2 separate regions of the Homo sapiens genome follow, and region 1 is linked to region 2. A link is a contact called in ENCODE Hi-C or POLR2A ChIA-PET data. All regions are on one chromosome and are shown on one strand. Each heading gives the region's core, a stretch centred on a gene start or an enhancer-like site at or near the end of the contact. The rest is flanking DNA. Distances are from core to core; before and after follow the strand shown.

What was found. A loop is a pair of places that touch in the nucleus more often than their neighbours do. ChIA-PET counts read pairs that join two places held with the same protein, here RNA polymerase II (POLR2A). Pooled maps may share reads with other maps.
Region 1: a loop to region 2 is called in a pooled map, with 4 times the contacts of the local background. The contact joins two enhancer-like sites. A Hi-C loop is called at or near these places in 1 of 168 maps with a recorded cell type or tissue (naive thymus-derived CD4-positive, alpha-beta T cell) and 3 of 50 pooled maps. POLR2A ChIA-PET finds 5 or more read pairs at or near these places in 2 of 52 experiments (MCF 10A and naive thymus-derived CD4-positive, alpha-beta T cell).

The regions. Positions count from the first base shown.
Region 1 is chr12:93,725,038-93,731,472 of GRCh38, forward strand. The region is part of intron 2 of CRADD (CARD and death domain containing adaptor protein); the gene reads left to right. The region is part of intron 2 of CRADD-AS1 (CRADD antisense RNA 1); the gene reads right to left. Among named protein-coding and RNA genes, the nearest start is that of CRADD-AS1, 9.6 kb to the right of the region's middle. Within about 2 kb of position 2,575, at least 7 of the 41 ENCODE cell types and tissues checked have a DNase peak (open chromatin) inside an H3K27ac peak, as active enhancers do.
Region 2 is chr12:93,845,464-93,851,737 of GRCh38, forward strand. It overlaps CRADD (CARD and death domain containing adaptor protein), which reads left to right. Exons shown (of 3, transcript NM_003805.5): 3 at 4,507-5,293. The coding sequence ends at 4,808. Among named protein-coding and RNA genes, the nearest start is that of CRADD-AS1, 110 kb to the left of the region's middle. RefSeq lists a silencer at 2,531-2,580 and an enhancer at 3,497-3,596. Within about 2 kb of position 3,393, at least 11 of the 41 ENCODE cell types and tissues checked have a DNase peak (open chromatin) inside an H3K27ac peak, as active enhancers do.

The DNA.
Region 1 (6,435 bases), core at 1,325-3,824, 120 kb before region 2:
TTTTAGTAGAGGCGGGGTTTCATCGTGTTAGCCAGGATGGTCTCGATCTCCTGACCTCGTGATTCGCCTGCCTTGGCCTCCCAAAGTGCTGGGATTACAGGCGTGAGCCACCACGCCCGGCCCAGACTTATTATTTTTTATGTTCATCCCCCTGTTAATTATCTTTCACTCACAATATTCCCTTTGCTTTTCCTTTTTACCAGTGGTCCAGTATGGGTATCAGTGGAACAATATATGTCTTAAGAATAAAGCAATTTTAAACCACCATGACTAGTAGCAGTGTTTAGCTGAGTTCTGTTGCCCAGTTGTCACCAACTACTGCATATACTCCCTAGATATACAGTTGCATGTTCTCACACTGTCCTGTTTTGAAGAAAAAAATGTTTTTAAAAAGTAGAAATTGAACCAAATGCCATTACTGTCTTTATTGACTTGAAAGGCCCTCATTCCACCCAATCCTGCCCTACTCCTCTTACCCCAATTCCTTTGTGAACTACTTTGGGAAATGCTGCTGGTGGTGGTGTGTGATGATATTTGTAAGAGCATGAAAATAAAAAGCTGGGAATATATAAGAGATTCAGATTTTGCTGAAGCAGAGAATTTGACTTGTGGAGTATTGTAATGCAAAATTTGGTGCACTGTTAATGGAAAGCATTTGCTATATTAAACAGTAAGGGTCTATTGTAGGTTGAGAAGCTGGGGAGATTTATTTTACCATTTAGCATGTAGAGAATTTGAATAGGAAAGTAGGTGTGTATAGAGTGCCTGTTTGTCCCATTCATTGTTGGGGTTTATATATACCTTTCTCTCTTAATCCTCAAAACTCCCTGCCTGTAATGTAGGTATTTTCCCCATTTTGCAGATAAGGAAGCTCAGACACATGAACTTTTCCAAGGTCTCAAAGCTAGTACATCGTGGGGCTGTATTCAAACCCAGGGCTGACTTCAAGACCTATTATTCTTCTACTGAATTAACCTGAATGCTTGCAAAGTCTGTGGCTCTAATTGTTTCTGTGGCTAATTAATGTTCATGAACTGGTGAAGAGTAAATAGTTTAGTTTTTTTTTTTTTTTTTTTTTTTTCTTGAGATGGAGTTTCACTTTTGTCACCCTGGCTGAGTGCAATGGTGCAATCTCGACTTTCTGCAACCTTCGCCTCCCAGGTTCAAGCGATTCTCCTGTCTCAGCCTGCCAAGTAGCTGGGATTACAGGCACCCACCACCATGCCCAGCTAATTTTTGTATTTTGATTAGAGATGGAGTTTCACCATATGGGCCAGGCTGGCCTCGAACTCCTGACCTCAGGTGATCCACCTGCCTTGGCCTCCCAAAGTGCTGGGATTATAGGCATAAGCCCCAGCACCTGGCCAATAGTTTAGTTTTTTAATGACTCCCTCAACTTTGTTAGGTCTGTTTATTTGAGAGCATGTATTTATTTGGGGCCATAAATGTATTTTTACATTTACCTATTTTATTTATCTCAGGTCTTGCTTTTTACATTAGAGAAGGAAGCTTTACTAGTACTCTACTTGGAGGGGTACATCTCTTTATCAGGAAAGGATCTTATTCAGATATATACATACATACATTGTATTTATTTATAAATACAATAATAACACTGAAGTATAAAGAACCACAATTTATTACTTTTTTCCTCATTTTTTTTTTCTGCTGTGGAGCTTACCAGCTAGAATTCTGGTTTTGGTAGCAGGAAAGAACAAGTGGCAACTTTGTGAATTGTGGCATTTGAGATTAGACGGATATACAAGATGGTGTACTACAGCACTCTAACAGAAGGGAATAGCACTGTTGTCAAAGACATTGGAAGGTCTCTTGTAACTGAAAGAGCCCTCTTTGGCATTTGGCCGTCTCAGTTTCACGATAACAAGACGAAGCAGGAACCTTGAAATTGCTCCTCTTTGTATTCCATTCCTGGATAATTACCATCTATACTCAGATTTCGAAAGGTCCTTTTATTTTATGATTGCATCTTTCAGCAACAACTATTATTATCCTATTATGCAATTTGCCTTATTTATGATGCTCAGGTGGGAAAACGTTCAGACTCCACAATTGAAAAGATCGCCCTGATTGAGCATTTTGTGGTGCTTTTGCTTGTTTTGCTGTTGAACAAACAAGAGTTCAAGACAGGTGAATTTTTTCCAGATGTGCATTTGAATAATTGGACAGATCCCTGTGGTCTCTTCAGTAATAACACAAGTGACTGCTTATTGTCGCCTTCTTCCTCCATGCCTGGCTTCCTGTGGTCACTCTGCAAAGGGCTCTGTAGTTGCAAGATGACTCCACAGTTAATATTGAGCTCATGAGGAGTAAATAGTTCATCCAAGCTGGGAATCTCTGAGCTTCATTAGGTCTGCTTATTTGGGTACCAGAACCTGTCACTATCCAGGAGACACACAGCAGATCAGCTTTCACTTGCTTTGTTACCATTTTAGGCATGAAATAGAACGATTTTCTCCCAGAACATGATGTCCCTGTGAAGTAATAAGTGATAGCACTTTATGGGCTTTAAGGAATCTAGAGCCAGGCCAGTTAGCAACTGAAGCTGTAGTAACTCAGCTGGACACTGATGTCCTTTTCCTGAAGTTATATGAGCAGAGGCATGTAAGGGAAATGTGGCTCGGTGACCCACAGTGCTCAGTGCCCAGTTCAGTGACAGGCAGCCAGGAGAGCTGAGCCATGGAGAGGCCAGCAAGCCAAAGGGATTTGCTGCCATGCTGTGACATGGAAGGCAGGGTGCACTCAGCACTGTATTGATGACGTTCTTAAGTCTGAAGGACTTAATGCAGTTTCTGGATGTGCCTCCTCATCACCACACCTGTTCAAGGGGGAAACTGGGACCCACCCCAAGAGTCAGCTCTATAGAAGTTTTTCCTGACAATACTCTCTACTCCTGGAGGTAGACTGTGTTTTTCTCCTGTACTCTCCTCTAACACAGAACTTGCGTGTTACTATATGCAACTTGTTTATCTGCCCCCTGGACTGTGAACCCTTGAGGACAGGGATATTGTCTTATCACTCTTTGAATTCTCAGTGCTGGGTACATATTACGTGTTCAATACATGTTTGTTAAATAAATGAAACAGTCACGTTTGGCTCCTTTCTTCCACAAGGCATTCTACCCTTCCACGGAAACAATTATAGCAGCATGGAAACAATTACAGCAGCTATCTATAATTGATAATCAGAACTAATGAAATATGGTAGCACAGGCATGAATAGAGTTGAAATTATCAGAGTGATTATAAAATACATAGGAATAAACTTAACAGAAATTGGGCAAGACCTTTATGAAGAACTCTTCCAAACTTAACTAAGGCACATAAAAGAACACTTGAATAAATAGAGAAACATGTTCATTGGTGAAACGAGTCAATGTAGTAAATACGTCAATATCACTTTTTGTCCATATTAACCTAAAATTTAATACAGTTCCAGCATAAGCTGTAATGTTATTTTTATTCTATGAAATTTGATAAAATACGGTAAAGTTCAGAAAAACATTGCCTGAGACTAGTGAAGAATGAAAAAGAGGGGAAAATTTTATCTCATCAAGTATTAAAACATAAAATATAGTAAATATAAACAAAATGGTAGACAAACTAAGAAATTGGAAGCCAGTATAATCTGGATACCAAAACTTGACAAAGGCACTACAAGAAAAAGTTATAGCCTTAAGCATAGATGCAAAAATCATCAACAATATATTAACAAATGGAATCCAGCAAAACAGAAAAAGGATAATATATCATTACCAAATGGGATTTATCCTGGAAATACAAGGGTTTAGCATTTGAAAATCAATGTAATTTATTGCATTTATTGAAATAAAAGAGAAAATAAGAGCATAGCTACAACAGGAAGTCTAGAAGCAGGCTTGAGTATACATGGAAACCTAGTACAGGTTCACAGTCCTTTATCTGAAATGTTTGGGGCCAGTTATATTTCAAAATTTAGGGTTTTTAGCAGTATCTCATAATCAAATTCATGTAAATTTCCACAGCAGAACAGATTAATACGGACACTAAATGGGATGATAAAGACCAGAAATAGCCTCACATTAGCTCAGGTCAAGTTTTGCCACCAAATGAATTTAAGCACCAAACCGCAAAAAACAAAAGACTCTGTTTTCAGAGCTTTATGATTTCAGAATTTCAGGTTAGGAATTATCAACTCTTTAATGCCAGGGTGGCACATCAAGTCAGTGATGAGATTTGTAAAAGGCATTGGGATTACATACTAGTCATTTAGAGGAAGAAAAGGATAAAGTTAAATTCCTACTTAATAGCAATATTGTTTATGTTTAAAGATTTTATGTTAAAAAACTAAAGAATCTATAAAAGCACAAAATATATACTTAATCTTTATTTATAATCTTGTGGTAGCAGAGATCTTTGTAAGCATGATACCAATAGCAGAAACTAAATAAATTTTAAAAAGAGATCTTACAGCCAGCCACGGTGGCTCATGCCTGTAATTGCAGCACTTTGGGAGGCCAAGGCGGGCAGATCACCTGAGGTTGGAGTTTGAGACCAGCCTGACCAACATGGAGAAACCCCATCTCTACTAAAAATACAGAATTACCCTGGCGTGGTGGTGCATGTCTGAAATCCCAGCTACTCGGGAGGCTGAGGCAGGAGAATTGCTTGAACCTGGGAGGCAGAGATTGCAGTGAGCCGAGATTGCGCCAGTGCACTTCAGCCTGGGCAACAAGAGAGAGACTCCGTCTCAAAAAAAAAAAAAAAAAATCTTAGATTACTAAGCAAAAATTACAAAGAACACCATAATATTAAAAACTAATGTCAATGTGGAGAAAATGTTGGCTATATATATAGTGGCCAAAGGGTTATTGCCCATAGTTTATAAAGAGCTCTTACAGGTTAATAAATAAGAGATGCATTCTCCACGACAAAATCAGACCAAAGATATGAAAAGGTAATTTGCAAGAGAAGAAATACAAATGGCCGCTGAATTCTTTACTACTACTATATCACTATCACTACTACTAGCAGGTACCATTTACTGTTTATTGTCTGCCAAGCACTGGGCTAGTATCATATCTTGCTTAAGAAAATACTATGAGACAGGTGCAATTATTTACATTGTGCAATGAGGACAGTCCAATTTAGGGAGCTAAAGCAGCTTGTCCTAGATCACACATTTAGCAAAACTGTTGCAGCCCAGGGCTGTCTGCCTCTGAAATTCTTGCTCTTCAGTATAACACGGACCTACTGCTCCTATATATCAGTATTTGTATAAAAAGAAAATTCAGTGAAAGCAACCAGAAGTTACCATTTGTTTTGCCTATTAGATTGGCAACAATTGAAAAGGAATATTCATAGCCAGGGAAGATCAGAGTGTGAAGCCTGCACTCTCATATATTGCTGCTGGTAGTGTCAACTGGCATGATTTTTCTGGAAGGCACTTTGGCAATATGTATTGAAAGCTACATTCTTTGATACAGTCTTTCTACTTCTAAGAATTTGTCTGAAAGGACTAATTTGATAAGTGCTTATATGTAAACAGTGTTCATTTCAGTATTGTTTATAAAAGCAAAATGTTGAAAGAAACTTGTCCATCAGTGAAAGATGGGTTAAATGAGTTATGAGAGAATTGAAGATGTAGAGCTATATTTATTATTTAAACATTGACCTTCATTTACTTTTTTTTTTTTTTTTTTAATGGAGCTTTGCCCTGTCACTCTGGCTGGAGTGCAGTGGCACAATCTCGGCTCACTGCAACCTCCACCTCCCGGGTTCAAGCTATTCTCCCACCTCAGCCTCCCAAGTAGCTGGAATTACAGGCACATGCCACCACATCTGGCTAATTTTTATATTTTTAGTAGAGACGGGGTTTCACCATGTTGGCCAGGCTGGTCTCCAACTCCTGACCTCTCAACTGATCTGCCTGCCTTGGCCTCCCAAAGTGCTGGGATTATAGGTGTGAGCCACTGCACCCGGCTGACCCTCATTTGCTATTGGATGGAAAAATAAAATAAAACAAAGCATGTTGCAAAACAGTTTTGTGGTGCAACTTTATATTTGAAAAACTCCAAGTCATATACACATATGCCAAGAAAAAAGTCTGGGGAGGCTGTGAAACACAGTATTGACAGTGGTATAATTATTAGTGTTTTATTTTTTTCTTCATATTTTTCTGCAGTATTTATTGGTTTATTTTTGCTCTATACATAGACTCCAGTTGAAAAAAGTATTTAAAAATATATACTATAATTTTCTCAGACTGATAGAACATCTCAACTTGAAGATTAAGCACAGAATTTGGGGATGTTCATCCAGATCTGTATATTTACTTTGCTTTTGTTAGGGAGTATGTAGGTACTTCCTGTACTTATATTTTACTTTTTGAAAGTTGGCACAGGCATGTGCTCACACATACATTATTTCCCACATGTTA
Region 2 (6,274 bases), core at 2,143-4,642:
CTGTAATCCCAAAACTTTGGGAGGCTGGGTCACGAGGATCAGTTGAGGCCAGGAGTTTGAGACCAGCCTGGGCAACACAGCAAGACCCTGTCTCTATTAAATATATATATATATATTTTTAATAAAGAAAAGAAAGGAACACAGCTTGCAAAAATAAACATACAACCAATCTGGTCTATAAGAAAACCCAGTCCTAGAAAACTCAACCTCACAAGTATTTTATGCTATAGAAAGACTCAGCATCAATTGAGTAGAAACAAAAACTCAAGATGTCATCATGATAAAACAACAATGGGATTCTTTTAATTTTTATTTTTAATTGTGGTAAAATGTACATAACATAGAATTTGCCATTGTAACCATTTTTAAATGTACAATTCAGTTGTGTTAAGTACCTTCACATTGTTTTATAACCAATCTCCAAAAGTCTTCATCTTTCAAAACTGGAACTCTGTACCCATTAAACAATAATTCCCCATTTCTCCCTCCCCCACCCCCTGGCAACCAGCATTCTGCTTTCTGTATCTGAATTCGACAACTCCAAGTACCTCATATGAATAGAATCAGAAAGTATTTGTCCTTTTGTGACTGGCTTATTTTACTTAGTGTAATGTCCTCAAGATTCATCCATGTTGGATCATGTGTCAGAATTTCCATCCTTTTTAAGGCTGAATAATATTCTATTGTATGTCTCTGACATTTTGCGTATCCATTCATCCAGTGGATACTCAGTTTGCTTCCACCTTTGGCTATTGTGAATAACGCTGCTATGAACATAGGTGTACGAATTTCTCTTTGAGTCCCTGCATTCAATTCTTTTGAGTATATACCCAGAAGTGGGATTGCTGGATCATATGCTAATTCTATTTTTAAATTTTTGAGGAACTGCCATACTGTTTTCCACAGCACCTGCACCATTTTCCATTCCCACCAATAGTGCACAAGGGTTCCAATTTCTCCACACCCTTGCCAACATTTGGGACTTACTGTTTTTTGTTTTGTTTTGTTTTGTTTTGATAGTAGCTCTCCTAATGAGTGTGAAGTGGAATGGATTTTTTAAAAGATAGAGCCAAGAAAAGAAATAAAGAACAAAAACACAATACAACGTTAAAACCAGAACACACACACACACACACACACACACACACACACACACACACACGATGGACATAGCTGAAAATCAAAGAGTGAGATAATCCCAAGGAGGGGATTAAAGCAATAAGGACAATATAACAGCCATGGAGGAGAGGCACAGCCATCCAGCATATGGAGCAAGAAAAGAATGCAACCATGTGACCCAGGAAGATTTTCCCAAAAGGAAGAAACAACTGAATCTTTGGTTAGAAGGTTATGCCAGCCAGGCACAGTGGCTCACGCCTGTAGTCCCAGCACTCTGGGAGGCTGAGGCAGGCGGATCACAAGGTCAGGAGATCGAGACCATCCTGGCTAACACAGTGAAACCCCATCTCTACTAAAAATACAAAAAAAAATTAGCCAGGCATGGTAGTAGGCACCTGTAGTCCCAGCTGCTCCGGAGACTGAGGCAGAAGAATGGCATGAACCCAGGAGGCAGAGCTTGCAGTGAGCTGAGATCACGCCACTGCACTCCAGCCTGGATGACAGAGCGAGACTCCGTCTCAGAAAAAAAGAAGGTTATGCCACATATCTGAAAGTGCAGATGTAGAATGGATAACATATACCCTGGTCTAAAGTTTCAGTATTTAGACCTCAGACAGGAAAAGCAAGTTACACAAAATACTGGATGACTAAGTTGGTATCAGAATTCTCCACATCAGCAACCCCTACCATAAAGTACGAACAAGGTCTACAAACTTTTAAGGGAAATAACATTATTTAAATAATATAATTTAAAATTATGAATATAATTTTATATTATACTGTTAAGAATATAAAAAGATAAAAATAATATAAAATTGTTCTCTAAATATTAAGTTATTATTCCAGTGAAGGCAATAAGCAGGATGCCTTGACCTGAAAGAAGTCAAGAGACTATGGCAGTCATGAGCATTGCTTGAAAAAAAAAAAAAAAAAAAAAAACCTCCCTGTGATGAAATTGACCCAAATGACTCAAATCAGAAGAACAGACCCAGGAGTAGAAAAGCCACAGATGAAGAACAGTAACAACAGCAACAACAACAAAACACTGGTGAGCATTCAACCATTACAATGCCACCTTAGGACTAAACAATGGGGCAAGGGGGCATGGATGATTGTTAAAGAAATGTATAACTATTAGGCATCTGGCAAAATAAAAATTATGTAAGTGAAAAAAAATCAAGTGTGAGGAAGTGGAGAGGAAATGTAAAGTAATTATAGAGTATTTCTATAAAAACATGCAGTTAACCCTTGAGTTTTCGTAACTTTTTTCTGTGCATTAAATTGTGTGTGTGTATGTTTTCAAGTATGTTAACTTGTAACCGCTGGTCAGAATGTCATTTTGTTTCACTTCTGCTTTTTCTTCTGTTACATCCAAACAAAATTACATAGCTCTTACTGGAAAGAAAAGGTCATATGTTATCATTTTAAATGAACCCATTACCCTCTATCTAGCCTTCTACCAGTGTATGTGCATACAGAGATATCCAGAATGATGGTCACCAACTGTAAACACAATAGCGGGATATTGGATGATTTCTTTTCTTCTTTGCGCTGTTTTCTGTTGCTTTATTTTTTTTTTAATGAGCCTATGTTTTTATACAAGCCGTAAAATCATTGCTGTTAATCTCAACTATTGATCAGTAGTGTCATCAGTATTCTAATTGCGTCATAGTCATTGTTTTTTAAATTGTAGTGTTGACAAACACCAGAAAGAGCCCTTGACAATATTTTTGCAACTCATCTCTAAGGTGCTGGCCGCTGCCCAGAGGCCAAAGACATGGGCTGTGGAAAACATCAGCTCTTGTAATAAGGTGCCTTTGCCTTCTTATTGAATCATAAATCAAAACACAATAGTGGACTGATGAGCATGAAGTAGACTGACCTGAATCCCTGTGATGCTGATGGATGGGAGTATAGTGTACTGTGCTGTCAAACAAATGTCTGAACCTAGCAAATGACTTTGGATGTTTGGAGTCCGTCTCAATCTCTGCACTTGGCTGCTGTGAGTGCCTTTCACTTCCTCCATTGCGATTCTCCTGCCTCTGGGCCTTTGCACATGCAATTCTCTCTTCTCGAGATGCGCCACGCCCTGTTCCTCCTTCATCACCCAGCTCCTCCTCCTAGTGTTCAGGGCTTAGCTTTAGCCTCCTTCCCCTGGAAGGCCTTCCCTAATGAAGTTAGGAGCTCCTCTGTATAACCAAAGGCACTGCTCACTGGTTTTGCTGGGCACATTTATAACCATTCACTCAATGTCATGCTTCTTAGCAGACTGGCCTCAGGCAAATAAGAATCTAGTTCAGGAAGTGTAAGGTCAGATTTCCTCGTTGCCCCGTCTCATACTTCCTGTTCCTCTTCTGGGCTCTGCCAGAACGGTAACTCCACTCTTGTGGCCTCTGCTATGAACAAACCCCGCTCTCTTCCCTTCCTGCTACCCTATGGCCTCTTAGGTTTATTTTGTTCTCAGCAGCCCTCTTGGCTCTGGCTTCTGTTAGCAGCTACACGTTTTCTCGGTAATATTTCAAGTTCAACCTCATCGGCGAGGGTAGCTGTTTGGTTTAGCCTTTGTCCTCTAGCACGTGCCTTTCCTGCAGGGAGGGGCATTCCCAGCCTTGGAACAGGCCCCATCACTAAGGCCACAGACAGTGCCAGAGGGAGCTGGGGTCTGTGCAGCCATTCTTGAATTCCCCCAGAATGCCTTGCCTGGCCTTGAGTAAAAGGGATAGAAGTGAAAAAAGCCTGTTACAAAGCAGCATGTACGAGGTAACCCTTCATGTGTGTTTTATATATCAAAGAAAATAGACTAGTTATTATCAATGAGTTTTTCTGGTGGGATTTCTAGTTATTTTTATTTTGTTGCTTTCAAAGTTTCTGTAACAGGCAGGGTGCTGTGGCTCACGCCTGTAATCCTAGCACTTTGGGAGGCCAAGGCAGGTGGATCACCTGAGGTCAGGAGTTCAAGACCAGCCTGGCCAACATGGTGAAACCCTGTCTCTGCTAAAAATACAAAAATTAGCTGGGCATGGTGGCAGTTGCCTGTAATCCCAGCTACTTGGGAGGCTGAAACAGGAGAATCACTTCAACCCAGGAGGTGGAGTTTGTAGTGAGCCAACATCATGCCATTGCTCTCCAGCCTGGGTGACAGAGTGAAACACCGTCTCAAAAAAAAAAAAAAAAAAAGTTTCTGTAAAAACATTTTCACAGATACTTAACAGCATTGAAGCCCTGAATCATGGCGTTGTACAGAGCAGCCCCCAGGAAGAAGACAAGAGCCAATTGGCTCTGCCATTTGGAAGCATTGCCTTCTTCTCCCCACGATTCTCATTTCTGCCCCCAAATGATGTGTTTGTTGCCTTGCTCATTTCACCGGGGTGTCTTTTTCCTCCTCAGGTGACAGATTGACTGGGATCCCCTCGCACATCCTCAACAGCTCCCCATCAGACCGGCAGATTAACCAGCTGGCCCAGAGGCTGGGCCCTGAGTGGGAGCCCATGGTGCTGTCTCTGGGACTGTCCCAGACGGATATCTACCGCTGTAAGGCCAACCACCCCCACAACGTGCAGTCGCAGGTGGTGGAGGCCTTCATCCGTTGGCGGCAGCGCTTCGGGAAGCAGGCCACCTTCCAGAGCCTGCACAACGGGCTGCGGGCTGTGGAGGTGGACCCCTCGCTGCTCCTGCACATGTTGGAGTGATGGTGCCTCCAGCAACCGCTGGGGAGTGTGTCCCTGAGTCATGTGGGCTGAATCCTGACTTTCACTCAGAGCAGGTGGTTTTTTGTGTAGGTTTGTTTTTTATTTTTGATGATCTTCAGATGGAAGGAGAAAACAGGGTTTCCACTAGACATTACTTGAAAGGCCAGATTACTCAGCAGATCTCCCATGTTGGCTCAACAATTCTTTGTTTTTAATTGCTTGAAGATTGCATTGTTGTAATTGTTCAGTTTTTAAATGTGTAATGGCATTTTAATAGACTAGTAAATCACAGTGGTTCAAAATATATATCCATATATATATATATCCATATATATATCTCATGTCATCACATTACAGGCAGGTGTCTCATATGTAAAACATTTACCTGAATGTTGTCTGAGGACTGAACTGTGGACTTTACTATTCATAATGATAAAATAATAAAATGCGAATTACTATATATAATGTGCCTCACTCATGAGAAAGTACCGTGTTGGGTTTTTTTTTTTCTTTCTCATTCCTGTGTTGCATAGATTAAGGGTGTAAAATTACAATAGTCTTTTTTTTCTTTTTGGAACAGAATTAATAGTAACAGTGAAATGGTTACTTTCCCAAGTCAGGATAAATAGCTCAGGCAGGATGTCTGTATTAAATATTGTAAGACACTAAAGCTCCCTGCAAAGACCAGTTCAAGGACCAGCATGCATACCCGAGCCCTTCATCTTTAAAAGATCGCTCGAGAAAATCCTGTGCTGTTTATTGAAAGCATTAAGTCAGGGGACGAGAGGGGGTGTGGTCTTTCCATTGAAGCCAGAATGACTGAAGTGTTGTGCTCCTAAGGAGTATGATTTAGTCTTCTGTCCTTTTATCAATAGCACATGGTGTTTATAGAATGCTTTACTGTTTTCACGGCTTTTCCTGTATGTGATCTCATTTGGACCTCTCAGCAATGCTGTGGGGCAGTGGGCAAGGTGGTTCACCTCCTTCTGTACAGAGATTGAGTGATTGGCCCAGGGTGAATGAGGTTGGGTGCCGGCTCCTGAGCCTTTCCAACTGCTCCACAGGGCTCCTCCCCTTCTCTCTTGCATGCTCATTGAAGAAGCTTGAATCCTGCTCCCCGCCTACTAGGTGTATGGCCTTGGACAAGTTACTTACCCTCTCTACACCTCAGTTTCCTCATTGGCAGAATGGGGAAATGATTGTACTCACCTCTGAGGTCTTTGTGATGATTAAAGCAATAATGTCCGCCAACAGCACATCCAGATGCAGCTCATTGTCAGCTTTCAGGAAATGGTAGCTGTTAATTTGCCGCCACTGTGGCTGAAGGTATGGTTAGACCACAGGCAAAGCTGAATAGTGGCTGAAAGCTGAGGGCACTGTGGGAGGAGCTACTATTGCCACATTTCTTACTAAGCTTTAAAATGGGATTTGATTTTATAAACTTTACAATGGGGCCAGTCTGTGAT